2 separate regions of the Mus musculus genome follow, and region 1 is linked to region 2. The links are chromatin loops, found by intact Hi-C in ENCODE. Cell type or tissue: heart. All regions are shown on one strand. Each heading gives the region's core, and the rest is flanking DNA. Links, peaks and the distances in the headings are about the cores only.

The links. A loop is a pair of places that touch in the nucleus more often than their neighbours do. Peaks named below come from ENCODE experiments on the same cell type or tissue, not always from the same donor. Only the 100,000 strongest peaks of a DNase experiment are listed, where the experiment ranks them.
Region 1: a loop joins it to region 2, with 5 times the contacts of the local background. A loop is called at or near these places in 3 of 42 quality-filtered maps.

Annotation. Positions count from the first base shown.
Region 1 is chr11:102,131,935-102,143,577 of GRCm38, reverse strand. It overlaps Gm39394 (a long non-coding RNA gene), which reads right to left. Exons shown (of 3, transcript XR_880225.3): 3 at 8,985-9,421. Gm11586 (a long non-coding RNA gene) reads left to right here. Exons shown (of 3, transcript XR_880227.3): 3 at 226-1,459. Among named protein-coding and RNA genes, the nearest start is that of Nags, 7.8 kb to the left of the region's middle. In heart, for the core only: CTCF peaks have their summits at 2,883 (motif pointing right) and 4,976 (motif pointing right); a DNase peak (open chromatin) is centred at 5,157; H3K4me3 peaks cover 386 bases; H3K27me3 peaks cover 2,454 bases.
Region 2 is chr11:101,913,243-101,924,885 of GRCm38, reverse strand. No RefSeq gene overlaps it. Among named protein-coding and RNA genes, the nearest start is that of Gm33662, 19 kb to the left of the region's middle. In heart, for the core only: CTCF peaks have their summits at 5,075 (motif pointing left) and 7,911 (motif pointing right); DNase peaks (open chromatin) are centred at 3,065 and 5,075; H3K27ac peaks cover 1,132 bases; H3K27me3 peaks cover 1,636 bases.

The DNA.
Region 1 (11,643 bases), core at 1,354-9,353, 220 kb before region 2:
TTGTTGTCTCGCTGATCTTCTGCCTGTTTTGAAAAGGTGCCTTGCTTTATAGACCAGGCTGTCTTGGAACTCACCTCAGCATCTTGAGTTCAGGGAGTACAGGCATGTGTCACCACACCTACCTCTTAGTGTGGATCCCCCCCCCCCGACCCCTCAGGCCAGGCCCCCCAGGGTACCACCTAAAAGAGGCACAGTGGCCACCTGAGAATTCTGTATTATTTCCAGGATGCTGGACTGGGGGTGCAGTCCTGTGGTATATGTGAGAGATTCTGGGTCGTAGCCATGAAGGAAAAAAAAATCCAGAGGCTGCTGGGTGAGTGTGTTGACCCTTTCCTGGAAACTGTCCCTTCAACACACCCACACATACTGGCCCGGGAGTCTGGAGTGGGAGGAGAGTCTGACCTTTGGGTCTTTCCTCATTGGTATTTCCATTCTCCAACTTAGAAAACTAGACAGGCAGTGCTGTAAGGCTGGTCAGGTCTGTGTGTGGCACTGGCACCTGTGTTCACACACACACACACACACACACACACACACACACACACACACACACACACAGGCATGCAGCATGCATGCACACATTCATGATGTGGACCCCCTAGAGCCGTTTTTCTCTTTCCTCTGTACACCCAGCCACTGCGCCCCTGTCACATACACTTCTCAAGGTCCCCGGAGGAGCTGGGCCTATCCCTTGAGCTATAACTTTCACCCTAAAACTCCTCCCTGACTTCAGGGTCTCCAGCCTTCAATAAGCTGCCCTTCCCTCCTGGCTGTTCTGCATCTGAGAGCTCTCCCTTCCAAACATCTCTTCCTCTTCCTGATCTAGTGCCCTTCATCTTTGTCCCAGACTGGAGGTCCCTGGAGACAGGGCTGCTGCCCCCTTCCTCGGACTAGGGGATTCCTGAGTGTCCACCTACCCGTTCAGTTCAGGAAGTGTCATCAATGTAACCCCATTATCCCTGACAGATACTGGCTGGGCTCCCACCTAGAGGGCTGTGTCCCCAGGCAGCCAATGGGACCCAGGTATACCCGAGTGAATGATTAACACCAAGCTCATGGACCTGGGGCCACTGGGTCCCAGCTGCTTCCTACTTACGGAAGGCCAGCCTCTACATGAATACAATATATATGAACAGCGACTTGACCTTCCAACAAAGCAAAAGCCTCCCATGGCGGACTCCTCAGCCCTAAGAGTGGCGGCTCTCCTTCTCTCCCCACTCCTTATCCTTTCCTATTATTTTGATTGTTTCTGAGACACAGTCTCAGTGCCATTCCCCCCATCCCCCCACCCCCCCCATCCTAGGATCTTAGTGTCTTCACCCCTACCCCCATGCTGGGATTTTAGGCATGCACCTCCACCGTGTTCCAAACTCAGATTCCCTTAATACTGCAACAAGCATTTTGCTAACTGAGCCATCTCTAAAGAGCTTCTGTATCTTAATTTCTTTTTAAAATGTACATTGGGGGGCTGGTGAGATGGCTCAGTTGGTAAGAGCACCCGATTCCTCTTCTGAAGGTCCAGAGTTCAAATCCCAGCAACCACATGGTGGCTCACAACCATCTGTAACAAGATCTGATGCCCTCTTCTGGAGTGTCTGAAGACAGCTACAGTGTACTTACATATAATAAATAAATAAATAAATACATAAATAAATAAATAAATCTTTAAATGTACATTGGGGGACTGGCTAGATGGCTCAACTGATAAGAGCACTGACTACTCTACCGAAGGTCCTGAGTTCAAATCCCAGCAACCACATGGTGGCTCACAACCACCCATAATGAGATCTGATGCCCTCTTCTGGTTTTTCTGAAGACAGCAACAGTGTGCTTATTTATAATAATAAGTAAATCTTTGGGCTTGAGCGAGCGGGGCCAACCAGAGTGAGCAGAGGTCTTAAATACAATTCCCAACAACCGCATGAAGGCTTACAACCATCTGTACAGCTACAGTGTACTCATATACCTTAAATAAATAAATAAATAAATAAATAAATAAATCTTTAAATGTGCATTGGTGTTTTGCCTGCATGCATGTCTGTGTGAGAGCGTCAGATCCCCTGAAACTGGAGTCACAGACAGCTGTGAGCTGCCACGTAGGTGCTGAATTGAACCCGGGTCCTCTGGAAGAGCAGCCAGTGCTCTTTACCAGCGAGCCATCTCTCTAGCTCCTGGCATACTTTCAAATTAGAAAAAAACGAAACAAAACAAAACAAACGCTTTTGTGTATATTATGGATGGAGACACTGATACACACAGGTTTCATTTTTTTTCTAAGTGTAGTTTTCCTCCAAGCCATAAATATATAAAAAACATTTTTTTGGAGGCAGGGTGTTGATGTGTATCCCAGGCTGTTTTGAAGTGTTTGCTTGTTTGTTTGTTTGCTTGTTTTGAGGTGTTTGATACTCCTGCTTAAGCTTCACAAGTGCTGGTAAAATATTCATGTAAATTCTGAACGCAAATACCTAACACATGAGCAGTGAAAAACCAAATGAGCTTTTGGACTTAAGAATTTCAGTTTCGGGGGTTGGAGAAACGGCTCAGTGGTTAAGAGCACTGGCTGTTCTTCCAGAGGTCCTGAGTTCAATTCCCAGCAACCACATGGTGGCTCACAATCATCTGTAATGGGATCTGATGCCCTCTTCTGTGCATGTAGCTGAGCACTCATACACAAAAGTAAACAAATAAAAAATAAATCTAAAAAAAAAAAAGAATGCCAGTGCCAGGGGACTGGAGAGACAGGACAGCCGCTAAAAGCGCATACTGTGCAGGCTTCTGCATGTCCAAGGCACACATAAACTTCCTCAAGGCCTCTCATACACACATGCAAAGAACGGTTTAATCAATTTCACTTCCAAGTGTTCTACCGCTGTATTCCAGCAGGGGGTGCTAAATGCGTTGTTTTCCCCTATTACCCTGGGGTTTTGTGGAATGATAGATTATCAGAAGTGGCACTGACCTTCAGTTTTGAGACTTTTTGATGGTTAGAAGGAGGGTGGGAAGAAGAAGATGAGAAAGATGAGGATGGGGGTGGAAAGAGGAAGGAGAGAATCTGAGGATCTGGGAACTTAAGAAAAATCTGTTGTCTGGAAAACAGTAGGGAACTCCCCTGGGCACTATTTGAAACATTTGCCAGGTGTTTGCTTTCTTTTCGTTTCTTATTTGTTTTGTTTCTTTCTTTTTCCCTTTGCTTCTGTTTTGTTTTGCTTTTTGTTTTTTATTTTTTGTTTTCCTCTGTGTAGCCCTGGCTGTCCTGGAACTCACTCTGTAGACCAGGCTGGCCTCGAACTCAGAAATCCACCTGCCCCTGCCTCCCAAGTGCTGGGATTAAAGGCGTGCGCCACCGCGCCCGGCATTCCCTTTGCTTCTTTTATTTGACAGAGTCTCATGGAATCCAGTGTAGCCATGTTTGCTTCTTTTATATTTCTGTACTTGTTATGTGTTTGTGCATGCATGCCCATGAGTACCATAGCACACACAGTCAGGTTGTGCACACACAAGCCCAGCCTGGAGTCAGCTCCTTCTACCCTGCTAATCCTGGGGCTCCAACTCAGGTCTTTAGCTTGGTGGTGAGTGCCTTTAGTCACTGAACCATCTTACTTCTTACCTCCTGCCTTCACCTGCCAAAGGCTAAGACTCGGTGTGCTGAGCATTGGTGGCACAAGCCTTTAATCCCCGAACTTATGAGGCAGAGGCAGGCGGCTCTCAATGAGTATGAGGCCAGCCTGGTCTACCCAGTGAGTTCCAAGATAGCCAGGGCTACACAGAGAAACCCTGTTTAATTAAAGACTTATTTTATTTATATGAGAACTCTGTCTTCAGACACACCAGAAGTGGGCATTAGATCACATTACAGGTGGTTGTGAGCCACCATGTGGTTTCTGGGAATCGAACTCAGGACCTCTGGAAGAGCAGCCAGTGGTCTTAACCGCTGAGCCATCTCTCCAGCACCCCCTTCCCCCCGAAACCCTGTCTTGAACACGCCCTACCAAAAAATAAAAAATAAAAAAGGTTGTAAAGTGTATTGCACCTAGCTTCAGCATGGGGTACTAGGGACGAGGGCCACAGTATTTCAGGTTTGCTGGGCAAGCACAGTATCAATTCAGTCCTGTGCAATACCAGTCTTCCCACTGATTCCTTGAAGCAGGCATTATCATTAAAGAGTCCCTAGGAGGCTGGATTCAGACACATGTTGGTGAGGTGTTTTCTAGAAGGTGGTCGGAAATGAGGCCTGCCATTTAAGAGAGCGGATCTATCTGGAAAGGTCCCTGGGGTTTGACAGTTGAAGCTCACTTCATGTAACAGAGGATACACATTTAATGTGTCCCTAGAGTGGGTATCAGCTGCCACGAGGGACTGTAGAAACATGAGCCCGTGGTAGACCAGGAGTTGGAAGTATGCCAGAGTTACCCCAGGATCACTCAGAATTCATGGTTGGAACATCTCAAGCAGGAACAGTCCACAGTGTGAATACCCCAGTGACTGAGAAGAGCCCTTGAATTCACCCACTAGTGACTTCCAGAGGGCCGGGGAAGCCAGAGAGCCAGGATAGGGGAAGGGCCTCGAACAACCGTAGGCTTGGAACTCCTAAAGAAGCTATAAGTCATGGCTGAAATGTGGGGTGTGTTTGGCTGTGTGTGTTATATGTACGAGTTTGGGCACATTAGTGCTGTGGCATTTGTGTGGGGTCAGGATAACCTTGGATATTGGTTCTCACCTTCTACCTTATTTTTGAGACAATGTCTCTTGTTCAACACAGTTAGCTCCTGTGGGTAAATTCATGTATGTCTCTGTGTTACAATGTTACAGATGGTCAATTAGTGGGTGTTTCGGAAGTTTCTGTGGGAAATGAACGTGTGAAGGGAAGGCCTGCGGAGTGTCAGGGTTTATGACCATGTCCTTAAAATGAATATTCAGTGTCTGCTACTTGAGAACGCACTAAATGTATTACATGTAGTTACAAGTAGTGGCCACCAGAGGGGGACGCCGACTCGCAGCTCCGTCCGAGGACGTGGCGCTTTCTCGTTCAGGAGCGCAGTGCTGAATCCGCGGAGGGAACCCTCAAGGGGGGCTGGCGGGACCCCGGGCCACTAGTGCTCGAGCTTGCCACCCCGCCTGTATTAGGAGTCAGAGCCTAGAAGATGGAGCCCTCCTTATTATTTTTCTGGGCACCATGTCAGATCTTAGCCCAGAAGGGGACCTGAGTGATGACTTGTGTGGAGTGGGCTGCGGTGGGGTATGGTGTGGTGGCCAGGGGATGGGGCGCCCTGAAAGCAACTTGGAGAACCACTGCAGGAGTTTGGGAAGTTGGCGCTTGAGAGCAGATGGTGTAGAAACCCAAGGTGGGCCGCTGGGGTGGTTACAATAGGGTTACTTACTTTTTAAAAATAAAATACATTTTTGTTATAAAAGTAATTTAGGAAAATTCCTGGAAAACTTGAAACTTGGTTAAACAAAACTTACAGTCTACAAATGTATTGCATTTGATCTGTTTCCTTCGACGTTCTTCTTTTTATTTCATGAAATTTCTTAAAAATTGAAACAGGGTCTTGCTCTGTAGCTTGGGCTGGCCACATCCTGGCAACGCTCTTCAGTTTCTTCTTCTGCACTTTAAAACCAAGCAAGCAACGAGCAACAAAAATCCCCACATCATCTCAAGCCAGTGAGATGGCTCAGTGGGTAGAAGCCCTTGCTGCCAAATGGCTGACCAGAATACGCACAGTGGAAGCAAAGAGCCGACTTCCTCAAAATGTTCTCTGACCTCCACAGGGACTCTGTGACGTGCGCATACACTGATGCACACAAATAGATAATGTAATTAAAAGTAAAAATAAAGGGGATGGTGAGATGGCTCAATGGGTAAGAGCACTGACTGCTCTTCCAAAGGACCTGAGTTCAAATCCCAGCAACCACAGGGTGGTTCACAACCACCCATAATGAGATCTGACGCCCTCTTCTGGTGCATCTGAAAACAGCTACAGTGTACTTATTTATAATAATAAATAAATCCTTAAAAAAAAAAAGTAAAAATAAGGGCCAGGCATGGTGTTACACACCTTTAATCCCACAGCAGAGTCATGCAGATCTCTGTGAGTTCCAGGCCAGCCTGGTCTACAGAATGAGTTCTAGGACAGCCAGGGCTACACAGAGAAACCCTGTCTGGAAAACAAAACAAACAAACAAACAAAAAATCAAAAAGAAAAAAAGAAAGAAGGAAAAAAAATAAACAAATTAAAAAACAACTTGAAAACAAAGGATGAGAGGAAAAAGAGTCTTACTAGGTGGGCTTTATGGTCTAACCATGTAATCTGAGCTTTTGGCGGTAAAACCTGAAGGGTCAGGAGTTCAAGGTCACCCTTTACTATGTATTGAATTTGAGCTAGCCTGGACTACATGAGATTCTGTCTACAAATGAACAGATATTATCTTCATCTTTTTTTTTTCAGGGTCATGAACAACTGAATCAGTAGAGGCTCGGCGTGCCTGGCTGACAGCAGCAAATTCCAGCTCTTCCTCTAGTGCACCAGGCCCTCAGCCTCTCTCTGTGGTTTCTCCTGTGACTCTTGTCAAGATCTCTTCCCAAAACAGCTGGATTTTTTTTCTTATTATTTTTCCATGGTTTGACTTATTTTTCCATTTAACTGTTAAAGTAGACTTTGTTACATCTATTAATTTCCTCTACACACACACACACACACACACACACACACACACACACACACACACACACGTGCATGCCACAGAACTTGTGCAGTCAGAAGACAACTTTGCTTGTCAGCTCTCTCTTTCCTCCAAGTGGATCTTGCGGATCAAACTCAGGTCCTCAGGCATGGCATCTTGTGTGTTTACCAGCTGAGCCGTCCTGCCCCACATCTGACTCTAATCTACCTGGGTCTCCAGGCATGCTGGGTACCAAGCTGGCGTTTAATCTACCTGAATTAGTAGGGCTGGCCGTTTTGGACAGTGCCTGCTCGTCATCATCCTGCCCCATCTCTCCTGACTGATGTAGGAGCGGGGTGTAGGGTACCCACTCCTTACCCTGTCTCTTTCCTGGGACTGTTTTAGGTGATGGGCAGGTCATTGCATGGATGATCCAATAATAATGCATTGGCTTTGAAGCATGAAGGATTCAAAGTTGACTACTTGGAGCTAGTGACATGGCTCAGTGGGTAAAGACTGTTGCTGAGCCTGGCAGCCTGAGAGTGACCTCCAGGGCCTGCCTAGTGGAAGGTAAACTGACTCCTACAAGCTGTAAGCTCTCTCCGTCTCTGTCTCTCTCTCTGTCTCTCTCTGTCTCTGTCTCTCTCTCTCTGACTTTGTCTCTCTCTTTCTCTGTCTCTCTCTGACTTTGTCTCTCTCTTTCTCTCTCTGTCTCTATCTCTCTCTGTCCTTCTCTGTCTCTCTGTCTCTCTCTCTCTCTGTCTCTCTCCCTCCCTCTCTCTCTCTTTGTGTCTCTCTGTCTCTCTCCCTCCCTCTCTCTCTGTCTCTCTGTCTCCCTCTCTCTCTGTCTCTCTGTCTCTGTCTCTGTCTCTCTGTCTCTCTCTCACACACACACACACACCACACGGCTGTAAGACCTTAGTAGCATGGGATAGAGGAAGATGAATCATTTCCCCTTTTCCATGCCCCACAGCTCCAGCTGTTACTCTCTCTCAGATCCACTCTCTCCATTTAAACTACAGGCATCTGTGTGTAAGGGTTGGGGTGCAGTGGGGCAGGGGCAGCAGTGTAAAAGGGAGAGTGGAGGTAGAGGGGCGGGGGATGGGGATGGGGAGATGGCTCAGAAGTTAAGAGTATTTACCGCTCACTGCTCTTGCAGAGGACCTGAGTTTGGTTCCCCTGCACCCACCAGGTGTCTCACAAACATCTGCAACTCCAATTCCAGGGGATCTGATGCTTTTTCTGATCTCGTCAGAGACCAGACAGGCACGTGGCACACAGACACACGTGCAGGCAAAAACACTCATCCACAGAAGAATAAAATTCCAACTACAGGTGGTGCTACTCAGTACGAATTCCAGGATTCAGGAGGCTGAGGCAGGGGAATCAGACATTGAAGGCTAGCTGGGCTACTTAGTGAGATCCAGTTGCAAAATAAATTGAAGAATAAAAAACCGAAAACATAACAACAAAAATCAAATTGCGTTGTTTGCTTGTGTGGGCTCTGGGGGCACACAGTGTCTTGTGACAGGTCCTGGAGCAGGGATGGGCACACAGGTGGCCTATGTTGATGGGGACTGCTGAGTGCAGTCAGTGGGGAGGGGGTGGTCTGTGTTGATTTCTCATGAACCTAAGTCTGGCCAGTGTTAGGCTGGAACTCCTGCTTACTCCTCAACTCCTCACAAGCTTGGGGAAGGGGGACTGCCTTCCTCTCAATCCTCCTCCACAGAAGAAACTCCCGCACCTCTCAGGGAAAACTCCCGGCTAACACGTCATCACTGCTCATGCCCCATCTCCCTCATCCTCATCTCCCCATTTCCAGCAACCCACCCAAGAGTGCCCGCCCAGGGGCTCAGTTTTTGACAATGTATGGACACAATCCGAGCTCCTAGCTGGCACAAGCTCTGTAAAACCCTCCTGCTTTACCCTGGATGGGTGACCTTGCCTACTTCCACCCGTGAGATCAGTAAACCCACCCCAGAGGCACCTCCTAATAAAACGGCCTTTATCTACTTTCAATCTGGTCTAATCCGGCCTATATCTGAGTCACCTAGGGAGAGGAAAAGAGTTTCAGTCAGTTTGAGGCAGGAGCAGCTGTCCTTGAGAGTGACCTGCTCAATCCCCCAGGGTGGATAGAGACTTGGATACACAACTTGGGGCTGGGCCAAGCCTTCTCCGATCTGGTCTCAGCCTGCATCCCTCCCACGCCCCGCCCCCATGCCCCCACCCCTCATTTCCCCAAGGGTGTTCATTGTGGCAGAAATCTGCAGCTGGTTTAGGAACAGGGGCAGGCATGGGACCCAAATAAACCAGTCTGGGGAGGGGAGAGGGGAGGGGAGAGAAGGGAGGGAAGGAGAAGAGAGGGGAGGACTGGAGACAGGCTCAGGATGAAGCTTGGGTCTCAGGGGCTCAGGCATTCATTACAGCCAGGAGTAATTAAAGGAGGAGTGGGGTGGGGAAGCTCCTCTCAGGGGACTCTGGGTGTGATTAAAAGATAAAGGTGAGAGCCGTGCATACTTTACCATCCAGGAATATTGTCCATTGGAGATCTGGCTCTGGGCCAGCCAGACCACCCATTTCTGTGCTGACCACCAGAGGACCCACACTGACAAAGGCTGCGGGATGTGCTGGCATCTGGTTTCCTCTTGGTGGCCTGGCTTTGCAAGGCTGGGTTACACTAGCCCGAGCTAGTATTGCCTTCTCTGTGTTGTGGGATCTTGGGTTGGTCGCTTCTCCTCTTTGAGCTCCATTCTGCATGGGCCTGGAAAGATTGGTGTTGGGATTAAATGCAAAACGCATTGAAATGAGCTGAGTTTGCAGCAAACACATGATGAGCTGGCATTAAAAAACAGTCGGAGGCAGAGGATGATGTAAATTCAACACTTAAGGATGTGTGCTGGATTTGTTTATTCATTTGTTTGTTGTTTTGGATTGGGTTTTTTGTTTGTTGGGTTGGTTTTTGTTTTTGTTTTTTGTTCAACTTCACACAAACCCTTTATTTTTATTTTTATTTTATTTTATTTTTTTTTCGAGACAGGGTTTCTCTGTGTAGCCCTGGCTGTCCTGGAACTCACTCTGTAGACCAGGCTGACCTCAAACTCAGAAATCTGCCTGCCTCTGCCTCCCAAGTGCTGGGATCAAAGGTGTGTGCCACCACTGCCCGGCCAGACATATATTTTAAGAGGGAATCTTAGGGGCTGGAGAGAGGGCTACTCTTCCAAAGGACCCAGGTTTGATTCCGAGCACCCACATGGCAGCTCACAACTGTCTGCAATCCCAGTTCCAGGTTGTCTAACCCCCTCACACAGACAAGCATGCAGGCAAAACACCAATGTATATGGAATGAAAATAAATAAATCATAAAAAGAATCTTCATAAAGAAAATGCCTCCCTGACTTACAGGCAGAGCAGTGGGGGCACTTTCCTGATTAATGACTGCCCTGTGGGACCTGTGGTGGGGTTCTAAGCAGTGGACAATAGAATAAGAATTCAAACTGTCCAAGCGGTGGTGGCGCATGTTTTTAATCCTAGCACTTGGGAGGCAGAGGCAGGCAGATTTCTGAGTTCAAGGCCAACCTGGTCTACAGAGTGAGTTCCAGGACAGCCAGGGCTACACAGAGAAACCCTGTCTAGAAAAAATAAATAAATAAAACTGAGCAAGCCAGTAAGCAGCTTTCCTCCATGGTCTCTGCATCCAGTTCCTGCCCTATTTGAGTTCCTGCCCTGACTTCCTGCAGTGATGTCTGGGATGTTAAATATAAGCAAAACAAACTCTTGCCTCCCCAAGTTGGTCATGGTGCATTCTCTCAGCCACAGAAACTCTAAGACAGTATGGGAAAAAAGAAGTTCGCAGCCTCGGGGCTTGAGTCCATGGTGAGCCGAGGGATGCTGAAAGAGGACATGCAGGCCACCCTCACCACAGACCACAACTGCACCTCAGCGGGCACAGACATCATTAAAGTCTCAGGTAAAGACAAGACCTCATGTAGGCCAGATTGGCCTCAAAATCACTATGAACCCAGCCAAGGCTGATGCTGAACCACCAATCCTCCTGGCCAAACCTCCTGACTGTGCGTGTGTAGCCCCCACTCAGCTTAAAGTGTTTGCAACTTTATCATAAAAAAAGTTAAAGGTCTGCGTGCTTTAATCCCAGCACTCGGGAGGCAGAGGCAGGCAGATCTCTGAGTTCAAGGCTGGCCTGGTCTATAGAGCAAGTTCCAGGACAGCCAGGGCTACACAGAGAAACCCCGTCTCAAAATCATTCATTCAATCAATCAATCAATCAATCAACCAATCAATCAATCACATACTGAAATTAATCATTGAAATTACTCAATTTGGAATGGAAACGGTAGAGTATGTGTGTGTGTGTGTGTGTACACATGTGGGTAGAGTGTGACTTGTACAAAGGGGAGCAGGGTTAGGGTGCAAGCCAGCGCACCTGGTTGGGTACTTTTGTACATTTTAACTGTTTTGTTTTTTGTTGTGTTTTTTTTCCTGTTTATCTTATCCTTTGACTGCCCTTGCAAGGCAGCCCCTTTCTTCCAACATCTACAGATGCTGAACTCCCAAGAGCCAGAGAGAAAGACCAAGCAGCTTGCTAAAGATCAGTGTGCTGTAGGCAGGAGGCAGGATTCAGGGTCAGACTGGTGTGAGGCTGTGGGGCACGCACACACACACATCACATACATACCACATAGCACACACACACACACACACACATACACACATCACACACATACCACATAGCACACACATATACAATACACACATACCACATAGCACACACACATACACACATCACACACATACCACATAGCACACACATATACAATACACACATACCACATAGCACACACACATACACACATCACACACATACCACATAACACACACATATACACACATCACACACATACCACATAGTACACACACATATACATACCAACACACACCACATAGCATACACACCCACACCCATAG
Region 2 (11,643 bases), core at 1,177-9,176:
GGGTGGTTGTTACACAGCATTGTTTTAGTCTCAACTAGCTGACTGATCAGAAGTGCATGCTGTTGGCAGGTGACAGCCCGGGGGGAGTCCGGGAAGGGCAAAGATTCCAATGAGTGTGGCTGCAGATAGAACAGCTCGATAAGGCTGAGCCCCTCCCCGGAAGCATAGATCCGGAAGTCAGGAACTGAGTCATACCTTTATCCTGGTTATTTTCCGCAGGGCATTTCCGGCAGGGGAGACAGCCAGTGCAAAGATCCTGTGGAAGCAAAGGGGGGGGGGGTGCGCGGGGGGGGGGTGCAGAGCAGAGCAGGAGCCAGCAGGGGGCGGCGTAAAGGTAACTCGCACATCGATTGATCCCGTGGGAAGCACTTGGAACTTTCTTAGAAGAACCCATTGCTGCCAGAGGAAAGAGCCAGAGTATGTGAGAAAAGATTTGACCGAAGCTCCCAGGTTTGGGATCTGGTTCCAGAGCGCCACGTTAGCCACATTCAGGCTCACAGACTAGGGCCTTTCTTTCAGTTCTCATTCATTTCCTGCTTTCCCTCCCCTGCCTCTGGGAATTGTCTGGACTCCCCACCACCTCCCTGACACCCCAGCTGTACCTCCACTCATCTGACCTGCTCGGAGCCTCCCTGAGCACTGGCTCTGTTCTCCCAGCCCCTCCTTGGGTGCCCGCGCTGGGCTCAGAGCCCTGACACTTTGTCCTTGGCTGCTTCTGAAGGCCCTCTGCTGCAGGTACTAGCTACCTCTTCCCAACTCCTGCAGACTCTCACTCCTGCCGACCGGGGCCCTGTTTCTACCCTATCCTTACGTCTTTGCTTCATTCTGTCTCTGCTAAAGTGGAGCCTTTCCATCTAGAGTTCTTTACTTCAGGACTTAATGGTACACATCTGTAGTCTCCCCATATTTGGGAGGCAGATGCAAGAGGATCTTGAGTTCAAAGCTAACCTAGGCTATATAGCAAGACCTGTTCCAAACAATAAAATAATGAGGGCTGGGTATAATGGCACATGCCTTTAATATCAACCCCCAGTGGGGCAGAGAGAACCAGATCTCTGAGTTCCAGCCAGCTAGAGCTACAAAGTGAGACCTTGACTGAAATAATAAATAAAAAGAAACAGGGCAGGCTATGTGCAAAGCCCTGTCCAGGGTGCTAAGGGACAGAGGTATAGTCCCTAAAGTCCCCTGGGTAGTCCCTTTACCCTCTCTTTGTCTCAATCCCTGCCCCACCCTCAAGGCTGGGCCACTTAGGACTCTGTGACTTGAATATCTTCTTTGTGCTTCTGTTTTGTCTTGTCTTTGAGATAGGGTCTTATGTAGCTCAGGCTGGCCTCGGAGCTTTGAACTCTATAAGTAGCTAAGATGACCTGGACCTTCTAATGCTCTGGTCTGCACTTGCTCAGTGCTGGGACTGCAGGTGTGTGTTTTATCACTTTGAGTCTGGCGTTGGGGATCAAACCCTGAGCCTCACACACACCTCATGCTCTCCACTGAAGACTCCTGTCAACTGAGTCGTATCCCCAGCCAAAGGGGATTTCTTTTTAATGATAAAAAGTGACTAAATAGGGGCTGGAGAGATGGCTCAGTGGTTAAGAGTACTGACTGCTCTTCTGAAGGTCCCGAGTTCAATTCCTAGCAACCACATGATGGCTCACAAACATCTGTAATGAGATCTGACGCCCTCTTCTGGAGTGTCTGAAGTCAGTGACAGCGTACTCAAATATAATAAATAAGTAAATAAATAAATCTTTTTTTTAAGTGACTAAATAAAAATACTAATTAAGCATTTAAAATTCCCCTTTTATTGAAAAAGGCAATTCCCACTGCTCATGGAAAATACAGAGAACCAAGCCACAAAGAAAAATGACATAAAGTAAGACAGAGGCTTCTGTCCCTTGTCTGCTGAGGTGGCCTCAGTTCCCCAGCAGGACCTGTTGGGATAAGGACAGTAGAGCCCTGGAGAGCCTCTAGGTTTTTGTTGTTGTTTGTCCGTGTGTGTGTGTGTGTGTGTGTGTGTGTGTGTGTGTGTACTGCAGTAGAGGTTAGAAACCAACATCTCCTCCCACTGTGGTTCCACAGAGCGAGCTCAGGTTACCTCAGGCTTCCATAGAAAGTGCCTTTATTGATTAAGCCATTTTTCCAGTTGAGAGGAAGGTTGCTATTGTTGGTGATTGTTTTGTCTCTTTGAGACAGGGTTAGCCTTGGCTGTCCTGAAACTCACTCTGTAGACCAGGCTGGCCTCGAACTCAAAAATCCACCTTCCTCGGCCTCCCAAGGGCTGGGATTAAAAGCATGTGCCGAGAAGAGAAATCTTAGTGGATGGTGAGGCAGGGGACAGACCCACAGTTGTGAGGTCTGAGAGAGCCAGTCAGAATGGCAAGCCATTCTGGTCAGGAAGCCCGCCCTTTTCCTGCGTCTGTGTGACCTTGCACAAGACTCTTGGCATTCCTGGTGTGTGCCATTTTCTTGAGTGGAGGGGCATGGCACATTTGTCCCTTAGGAAGCCACAGGGGACCTTCAGGTGCTCTAGTGTTTGTACCCGGCAGCATGTCGAATAGTTTGTGGGTAGCCTGTGCTATCCCTGGGACATGCCTCACCTGCATGCTGGGTCTCAGCCTGGGACAGAGTATCTGGAGAAGAGAGACCGTATGTATTTCTTCTTTCCCCTTGGATGCCACAGTGCCCATCCCTGAGCAGGATGGGAAGACAACATTTATTATGTATCTGCTGCACGGTAGACATGACTGAGGCCTCATACACATGGCTAGAGACATGTGGAACTTACATCCACCCACTGTACAGATGGGGAAAATCAAGGCTGGCCATGGTGACTTGACCCTCCAAGGAACATGTGAGGGGAAAATGAATCAACCAAGATGGGGCAGTAGCCCCACAACCAAGAGCTGATCCCCTTATGAGTCTGGACCTTAACTGAGCTTGTACTGACGCATCCTGGGGGCCTGGAGGCAGCAAGAGGTGGCTCCTGATGTTCCCCGGACCGTAGATCCAGCTTGGCTCCCTGCTCCTGGAGCCTCATTCTCCCCCAGGCCACATGATACCACTTCTGGGCACAGCACTCGCCCAGTTTCTTACCAGGCCTCTCTAGGATGGCAGCATCCCAATGCTCTATAAATAGTCTCTCCTGAGCCCCAGACGGCCAGTTGGCAAACATTGTAATTTGCTGAAAAGTTTGGAATGTGTCTAAAAATGAAGACAACAAATGAGACCAGGCTCGGGGTGGGGGTGGCGGGGTGGGGCAGGGTGCAAGTGGCAGATCTGTTTCAGAGGACAGCTGAGGCTCCCTGTTTGGGCCAGAGTCCCCATGAGGGCACCCGTGCCAAGACGCCTCGATGAATGTGAACATGGGAGGTAAATATTATCCTCCCTTCACTGTGCTGTGGTTGCCTCCCATGCTGGCCTTTTCGCCGATGCTCTTGGCCAAAGCTGACAGCAACACACAGGGATCCTGGGAGCCAGAAGAACATCCCAAATAATGCCATTTAATTCCTTTTATTTACAAATGAGGGAGAGATGTCTCAAAACCCCAATAGCATCTAGAAACAGAACAGAGTGCTGAGTCGGCCCCATCCTGGCCAGCCAGCTTGGAGTGAAGTGTTAGAGCCCTGACTTCCTCTGCAGAGCTGCTCCCTGTGTGGTATCTCATCTCATGGCTCTCTCTGGTCCCCCTGAGGGCTGACGCTGGACTAGCTGCTCTTCTGATGTTCCAGCCTGACCCCATCTGGCTGCCTAGAGGCAAAGACCATGGCTCAGGGTAGACCTTTACCCTCACCCCCAGAGCCAGTGAAAGGCTCTCATTAGGACCTCTGAGGCCAGGCCAGCAGTAGGCTCTTCCTGCCCTCAGGGAGAGCTCACTGCAGTAAAAGCCATTTGTCCTTGTCTTCTAGAATTTTGATTTTCCCTTATACGGGAACAAAACCAAGACTAGAACATTGAACAGGAGAAGGGCTGAGACATAGTTTCAGCCAACAAATGCTTGCCTGGACGACATGGTAGATTCCTGGGGTTCACTGGCCAGTCAGCTGAGCCTAACTAGTGAGATCAGGTCCCAGTGAACACTCCCATCTCAAAATCAAGGCAGAGGCTGAGGGGATGGCTCAGTGCACAGAGGTGTTGTACTGGCCTGACTACCGAGTGTGGACTCAGAGGCCACTCCTGAAGCGGGGTGGGGAATGGAGGTATCTCAGGGTAAAGAAGAGAGACAAGACGGGAGACAAGGATGGACATCTGAAGTCCTCTGACCTCACACTTATATGCATGCTCTCACACACATTCAAATACACATACACACACAACAAACAAACAAACAAACAACCCAAGATTAACGGCTTCTGAGGAACAACACCTGAAGTTGACTTCTGGACGCCACACAAATGCTCACTCTCACACACAAACATTTGTGCACACACACACACACACACACACACACACACACACACACACACTGTGGAAGGGTGAGGGTCAGGGAACAGGAAATGAGGCTCTCATCCAGCAGTCTCTCCCTGTGTGTGTGACTTGGGCAAGCCACTTGCCCTTGCCCAGCCTCTGCTTGCCCTTGTGTAAAACTAAATAGTGACACAAGTTTGTAGCAAACATCTGTTATAGGCACGTTCTCTTTAACAACTGCATAAGCAAGACATTTTTATCCCACTTTAGACAAAGACATTGAGGCAGAGAGGTTAGAGAGCTTGTCCAAGATCATACCATTTTTTTTGTTTTGTTTTGTTTGTTTATTTGTTTTTAGTTTAAGACTTACAATGCCCAACCTTCTAAAGTCCCTTTCAGTGCTGATAATTCAGTGATTCCAGACACAGTAGTAACCAGTACTTTAGTACTGATTTAGTTGGTAGCTCCCAGCTTTGGGCTGCTGAAAGGCTTGGCGACAGAGAGCAACAAAGAGTGAGGGATAATCACATTGGTGTGAAGTCTATGCACGACACGGAGCCAGGATGCAAAATACTGGCTCTCTAGAACATTCCACTACCACAGAAGGCACATAGCCCTCTTTAGGGTTGCTTTGTGAGAACTATGGTTGACCATCGCCACCTGGCGGACACATGTGGAACTGCATGGTGGAATTAATTCTTAGGGAGGATGGAGAAATCTTGACTATAACTTGGATATAACTTGGATACTGTCTATATTGTGTGTCAGGCATTAGCACGTGCAGGTACCAGGCCTGACCCCCAGTACAGAGAATCAGGACCTCAAAGACATTGGAGGTCTGTGTTTTTAGACCCAAGCCACAGCCAGAGAACCCCACGGATAGAACAGAAGGGTACTGGAATTTTGCTCAGCGCTCCCTAGTACCACCCATCTAAACTACTAGGCCTTTCCAGACAGATGACAGAACACATTCTTCAGGAATTATTTATGAAAGAAATCTGGGTACCAACAACATGGTTCTTACTGCTGACCTGCATTCGATACCCAGGACTCTCGTGGAAAGAGAGATGTGGTGCCCACCAAGATGCATATGCACATGGTGAGAATTATTTGGTCTAAAATGGCAGTGCTGAGGAGGAGAGTCCTGCATTGAGGAGCGCCAAGGACTCCATTTTTAGGTGTCCAACCCAGTGAGAGACCAAAGCCCATTTGGAAGAGGGGGCAGTGTGGCAGGAAAGTGGGCTGAGATCCAAGTAGACAAGGGATACATCTCAGCGCCACCTAGGTCACACAAATTCTTTGGACTTTAGTTCCCAGCTCTGCAAAGTGGGATTCACACACTGCTTCCATTCATTCTCCTAATCCTGTCATTTCTCCCTGAGTCATCCTTTCTCCTGGTTCACCACACTGGTATCTGGTAGGTCTGGTTGTCATGCCATGGCCACCTCCTGGCCTCTCTCACTTTTGCTCCACAACTTCTGAGTAGCAACCACAACACAGTATCTGAGTTGTCCAGTGCCTTCCCCATTCTTGACCTTATCCACTCTTCCCAGTCTTCCAGAAACATCTATGAGCTCTGTGAACGAATGAGTCTGAGTGAGGCTTGGGCTCCAGTCCCAAGTAATCAGACAGGGACATCTGTGTCTGCCAGTGACCACCTCCCAGCTCACAGGGAGTGGTGCTACTAGGAGGTATGGTCTTGTTGGGGTAAGTGTGGCCTTGTTAGATGACATGTGTCACTGTAGGGACAGGCTCTGAGTTCTCTCTCCTATGCTCAAGCTCCAACCAGTGTGGAACTCAGTCCCCCATTTCTGCTGCCTTTGGATCAAGAGGTAGAACTCATGGCTCCTCTAGTACCACGTCTGCCTGCCCGCTGCCATGCTTCCTGTCATGGGGATAATGGACTGAACCTCTGAAACTGTAAGCCAGCCCCAGTTAAATGTGTTCCTTTATAAGAGTTATCTTGGTCATGGTGTCTCTTCACAGCAATGAAACCCTAACTAAGACAGAAAGCTACACCTCGAATCCAAATGCCTGCCTGAGTCTGGTGTCAGAGCCCACCTTCGCTTGGAATCAGCCCTCCTGTGGCCTCTCCCACATTCCCTACTTGCATTCTTTCATAACACTCCCAAACCCTGTTTCAGAGCTCATTCCCTTAACCTTGCCTTCCTCCTCTTCCAGGAAGCCTCTCTGGGCTTCTGTAGGTAGCCTCTCCCTGCCTCCCTTCCTGTCTTTATTCTTCACTCACCCCTCTCTGGGTAGGGATGGAGTAAGTCAGTGCTGCTATCTCTCCATGTAGCTCCATTGTGAGCAGAATGAGAGTGGTCAACTAGCCTCCTGCCTCCTGCCTCCTGCCTCCTGCCTCCTGCCTCCTGCCTCCTGCCTCCTGCCTCCTGCCTCCTGCCTCCTGCCTCCTGCCTCCTGCCTCCTGCCTCCTGCCTCCTGCCTCCTGCCTCCTGCCTCCTGCCTCCTGCCTCCTGCCTCCCTTGGCACTGAGTGAGAAGACACCATTGGTGGGCATGGTGGCTCAGAGGGTAATGGTGTGCCTGCTTCTAATCCTGATGGCATGCATAGCGGGAACAGAGAACCAAGACCTTCACGTGTATGTGTAGCACCCACATATCCATATACTCCCATGCTCTTCCATATATGCCCACAGAACAAATAAACAAGATGAAATTAGCTTTTAAATTTGAGAACGGGATCACTTTGGCTACTGTGATCTCCAGGCAACACTTTTCACTACACAGTAACTGTGTCAGCTCCAGGATCTTCCCTATGTCCATCGGGTCTCGCAGGACAAACAGTTCATCCTTCGTCTAGCCCCACTTCGCCCCTTTGCATACTCAGTGTCAGGGGTGGGGTGCGGTGGACGCTGCTTCTACTGTAGTTGAACGCTCTAAGTCACAGACTAGGCGGCATTCAGAAGCCTGCGATTTGCTTTGGCTACTGGTGAGCTGTGGTGGTATTAGAGGTCCCCCTCAGCCTGTTGTGGTGGCTCACAACTTTAATCCCAGCACCCAGGAAGCAAAGACAGGCAGATCTCTGAGTTTGATGCCAGCCTGGTCTACCGAGCAAGTTCCAGGACAGCCAGGACTACACAGAGAAACCCTGTCTTGAAAAGACCAAACCAAGGGAAGGAGGAAGAAGAGGAGGAGGGGGAGGAGGAGGAGGAGGAGAAGGAGGAGGAGGAGGAGGAGGAGGAGGAGGAGGAGGAGGAGGAGGAGGAGGATCTGAGCTGCTCTGGGGTCAGGATGACCAGCTGGGAGTAGAGGGGACTGAAACCCTCCATGGAACTCAGGTGCAGAGTCTCCAGATGAGCTGCCTGGCTTAAGCTCCCCTCTGAAAGTCACACACTGAAAATGGAAGCTAGAGGGAACCTGCTGGGTCCACACACAATGCTAATGCCTTTCATACCTGAACCTGGCCTCAGAATCCCTGGTGAACCCCAAGAACCCAAGTCTGAGTCTAAGGTTGCATCCAGACCAGCGGACACAGACCTTCCAGCAGGGGGACCCAGGGGACAGTATTTTGAAGGTCCCTCAGTGAGTGTGGTATGCAACCAGGGGGAAAACAGAGACCACTGGCTGAAGTAGCATTTTGCAAGCTGGCCAGTGGGACCCTTTGGGTCACCATATGGCTTAGTTTCCATCATATCTATGAAGGGGACATGGCAGTGCCCTGCTTGGAGGAGTCGAAGCCGTACCCCAGTCTTCTTGCCCACCAGCACATTTGGTTCTATTTACTGTGGAGTTTATTGTGTTGTTTGGGTTGTGTTTTGTGATTTTGGAGACAGACTCTCACATAGCCCAGGCTGGTTTGGAACTTGCTATCTAGCTGGAGATGACCTTGAACTCCTGACCCTTTTCTCTCCCCTTCCCAAGCACTGAGCCTGCAACACCACACTTTGCCTTCCTTTTGGGGAGCTCACTATGTCACCCAAGCCAGTCTTGAACTCACACTAATCCTCCTGTCTCAGCCTCCACAGTGCTGGGATGGCAGGTGTGTGTCATCACACCGGCTCGTTGTGCATTGGTTTGAATCTAGCCCTCTGCACGCTTGAACAGCCTATTTTCTTTCTTTGTGATTTTCATGCTCTATTCTGTCACCTTGTTCCCTCTGCCCAAGTATCTCTGTCTCCTCTCTCTCTTCTCTCTCTCTCTCTCTCTCTCTCTCTCTCTCTCTCACACACACACACAGAGAGAGAGAGAGAGAGAGAGACAGACAGACAGACAGACAGACAGAGACAGAGACAGATAGAGAGAGGCTGAGATCTTCATCCTTGTTCTTTGCTGCATCCCAAGCATCAAGTGACATGTACTAGTCATAGACCTTGTGGAAGGAATGAATGAACAGATGAATGGATGGATGGATGGATGGATGGATGGATGGATGGATGGATGGATGGTTCTGGTACCCAGGTCAGACACTAATCAACATGGCTGGTTGATTGACACCATCTCTCCTCTGCTTCTGTTTTTCCGTCTTCTACCCAAGCTTCTCGCCTATTGAGCTGCTTGCAGACCTAGTCAGGCCCCCCAAAGTCAAGCTGAAGCACCCTTCATCTCTCTTTCTCGGGCCACCTCATCCCAGCAGCAACCTTAGGTGTGCAGTATTGGAACGCTAGCAGGGAAGACGTGGTAATGTCTCACGATTTCGTTTGGAATTCTTTTCAGATGAAATGTCAGAAATATTAGTGAGGCAGAGTCGTAAATCTGATCCTAATACAGCATAGAGCTTATTAATGAAGAATAAATCACGGCAGGAGCCCCTGAGGAGTGCTCTCAGGGCCCAGGGGAAGATGGCATATTTATGAGGCCTCTCGCTTTCTCAGATAGATAGCCAAGGCAGGATCTGTCAGGGCAGTAGCCTTAACATCAGCCAATTATATTTTTTTCTAGTAAAAATTAATCTGTTCTATAGAAATTTCCTAAGCATTTATTGGATTAGGAACTCATCCAAAATATAGAAGATTAAATACACACTCCACATACACAGGGAACCCGCGCCACTTGGCTAAGATAGGATTAAAACTTCTCCACTACCCCGAGATGCCCTCCCACGAAGAAACTCAGAGACCAGAGGAGCAAGCCTAATCTCACAGCTAGGGAAGCCAAGGCTCGGAGAGGGGGGTGAACCCTACTTAAGACCATGAATGGCTAAGGTTGATGTGAGACAAAGACACCCCCCCAAAAGATGTCCACAAGCTAAGTGACTAATCGCCTTAAGGTGAGTCTGATATCTTAAAAGATACCTTCTTGGTGTGCGTTAATGATGAGAGAGACAAGCCAGGCCAGGTGTGAGAGAGCACATCTGTAATCCCAGCACTCAGGAAGCTGAAGCAGGAGGTTTTTTTTTTTGTTTTGTTTTTGTTTTTTTTTTTTGTTTTTTTTTTTTTGAGTTCTGGGCCGGCTTGAGCTCATAGTAAAGCTTTGTCTCAAAACTATGGCTATTAGGAGAGATTACTCAAGATGATCAAAGAGATCATAGAGCGGACAAGGGGAGTCAAAGGGAAGACAGTTCAGAGACCATCACCAATGAGCACGGTGTAGGGCCCCAAGCCAAGAAGGGAGGTTGGAGGAGGCAGGAGACAGGCTCTTCCCTGAAGTCAGGAAGGCAGACTATCGCTCACTACCCTGCCTGTAGATCCAGCCACCTCTAGAGTTGCGAGATTTGTTGCTTTAAACTGTGGTCGTCTGTTACTGCAGTAGTAAGAAATAAATAGAGTGCTCAGGAGGGAAACTGAGTCATAGAAAGCCAAAACTGGCAGATCTAGCTTGTCTATACTTAGGGCTAAAGAAGGACCTTTCTCTTTAGGGTTAGCCCAGGCTATTCCTGGCTTCAGGAGGCTCATCCAGACCAGAGCACGGAAGCCTAGAGTCCCCTACCTGTCTACCAGGGGATAGTGATAATACTCAGGAAGGGGTAGGGCTTCTTGATGTCTGTCTGGCCATTGGGCATGCCTAGGCCACTCGGCAGTTCCAAGCACAAACTCCTAGACCCATCTCTCCCATCAACCTCCTCAAGTGTGCCCCAGAACCTGGAGTCTCACAAACTCTTTCGTGTATCTATACACATTACACTCATGTACTATAGGAAGACTATCGAGAGCCTGGGCTATGTCCTGAAGTCAGGCTGTTCTGGGCTAACCCCCTACTTCTCCCATCCTCTTGGCTGTGGGGATGTTATACAAACTTTCCAGACCTTGGTCTTTCTCTTTGGTGAACTGGGAGGCTCTAATACACACATGGGAGAAATCTAGTGGGTTAGTACATGTTAGGTCACCCACACAGGTATGTGCTGTGTGTCTTATCCACATCACTCAAGGCTCCACCATCTTAGAGTCCCTCCTGGGACTCAGTTTTGATCCATTGTGGGCCCCTGAAAGTGTCAGAGACTTTACCTTCCCCCGCCCCCAGCAGCCGCTATCAATGACTTTTGGGTGTGATCACTCTGGAGTGTGGACTCCACACTGGGTCCTGAGATCCTGTCCCTCGCAAGGGTCACCCACCTCTCTCTTCCTGCCTTCTACTTCCTCGCACTTCTTCTGGAGTGACAAGAATCCATTCAGCCGACAACATCCCCTTGGTTCCTTTCTCAGGCTGGATTTTGGGGGCCTAGGGTACAGATTAGGCAAAGCTATCACCGGACCTTAGGCAGCGCTGAGGGTGCAAGACCGTTGCTGTCTAAGGGAGCAAGATGGCAGCCCAGGAGATGGCGCTACCACAGCTTCAGAGAAGCCAAATCCTTCTTCCTGTACATAGGTCCCCAATATCTGCTTGCTGTGGGAAGTAATCTGTATGGCCATCTCTAGTCCTAAAATTTCTTAACTATCATCTTATCCCTCCCAACTCCCTTTTCCTAATTCTAAAACAAAGCGGACCTCAGAATCCTTGGATACCCCAGGGTGAATTTTGACTGGCCAAGCCAAGCCCCATCTGTCTTAACTTACCTCTCCCCACAACCTCCCCCACCCCTCAGTCACATGAATTCTAGTCTCTGGGGACACTGAAGTCACCTCCCAGAAAAAAAAAAAAAACTCTATGATTTCATCTTCTATTTAATCTTTATTTCTCCTCATACTTTTTAGAACTTCAAATAATTTCTCATTTGTACTAACTAGGAAGCCATAAATCGTCCCTTTATGTCTAAGGAAAATCAATTGTTATTTGACATTTTACCTTAATATTCCTGACTTCCTTCGACTGTAATAAAGCTTCCATCTGCCTTTTATTTTAC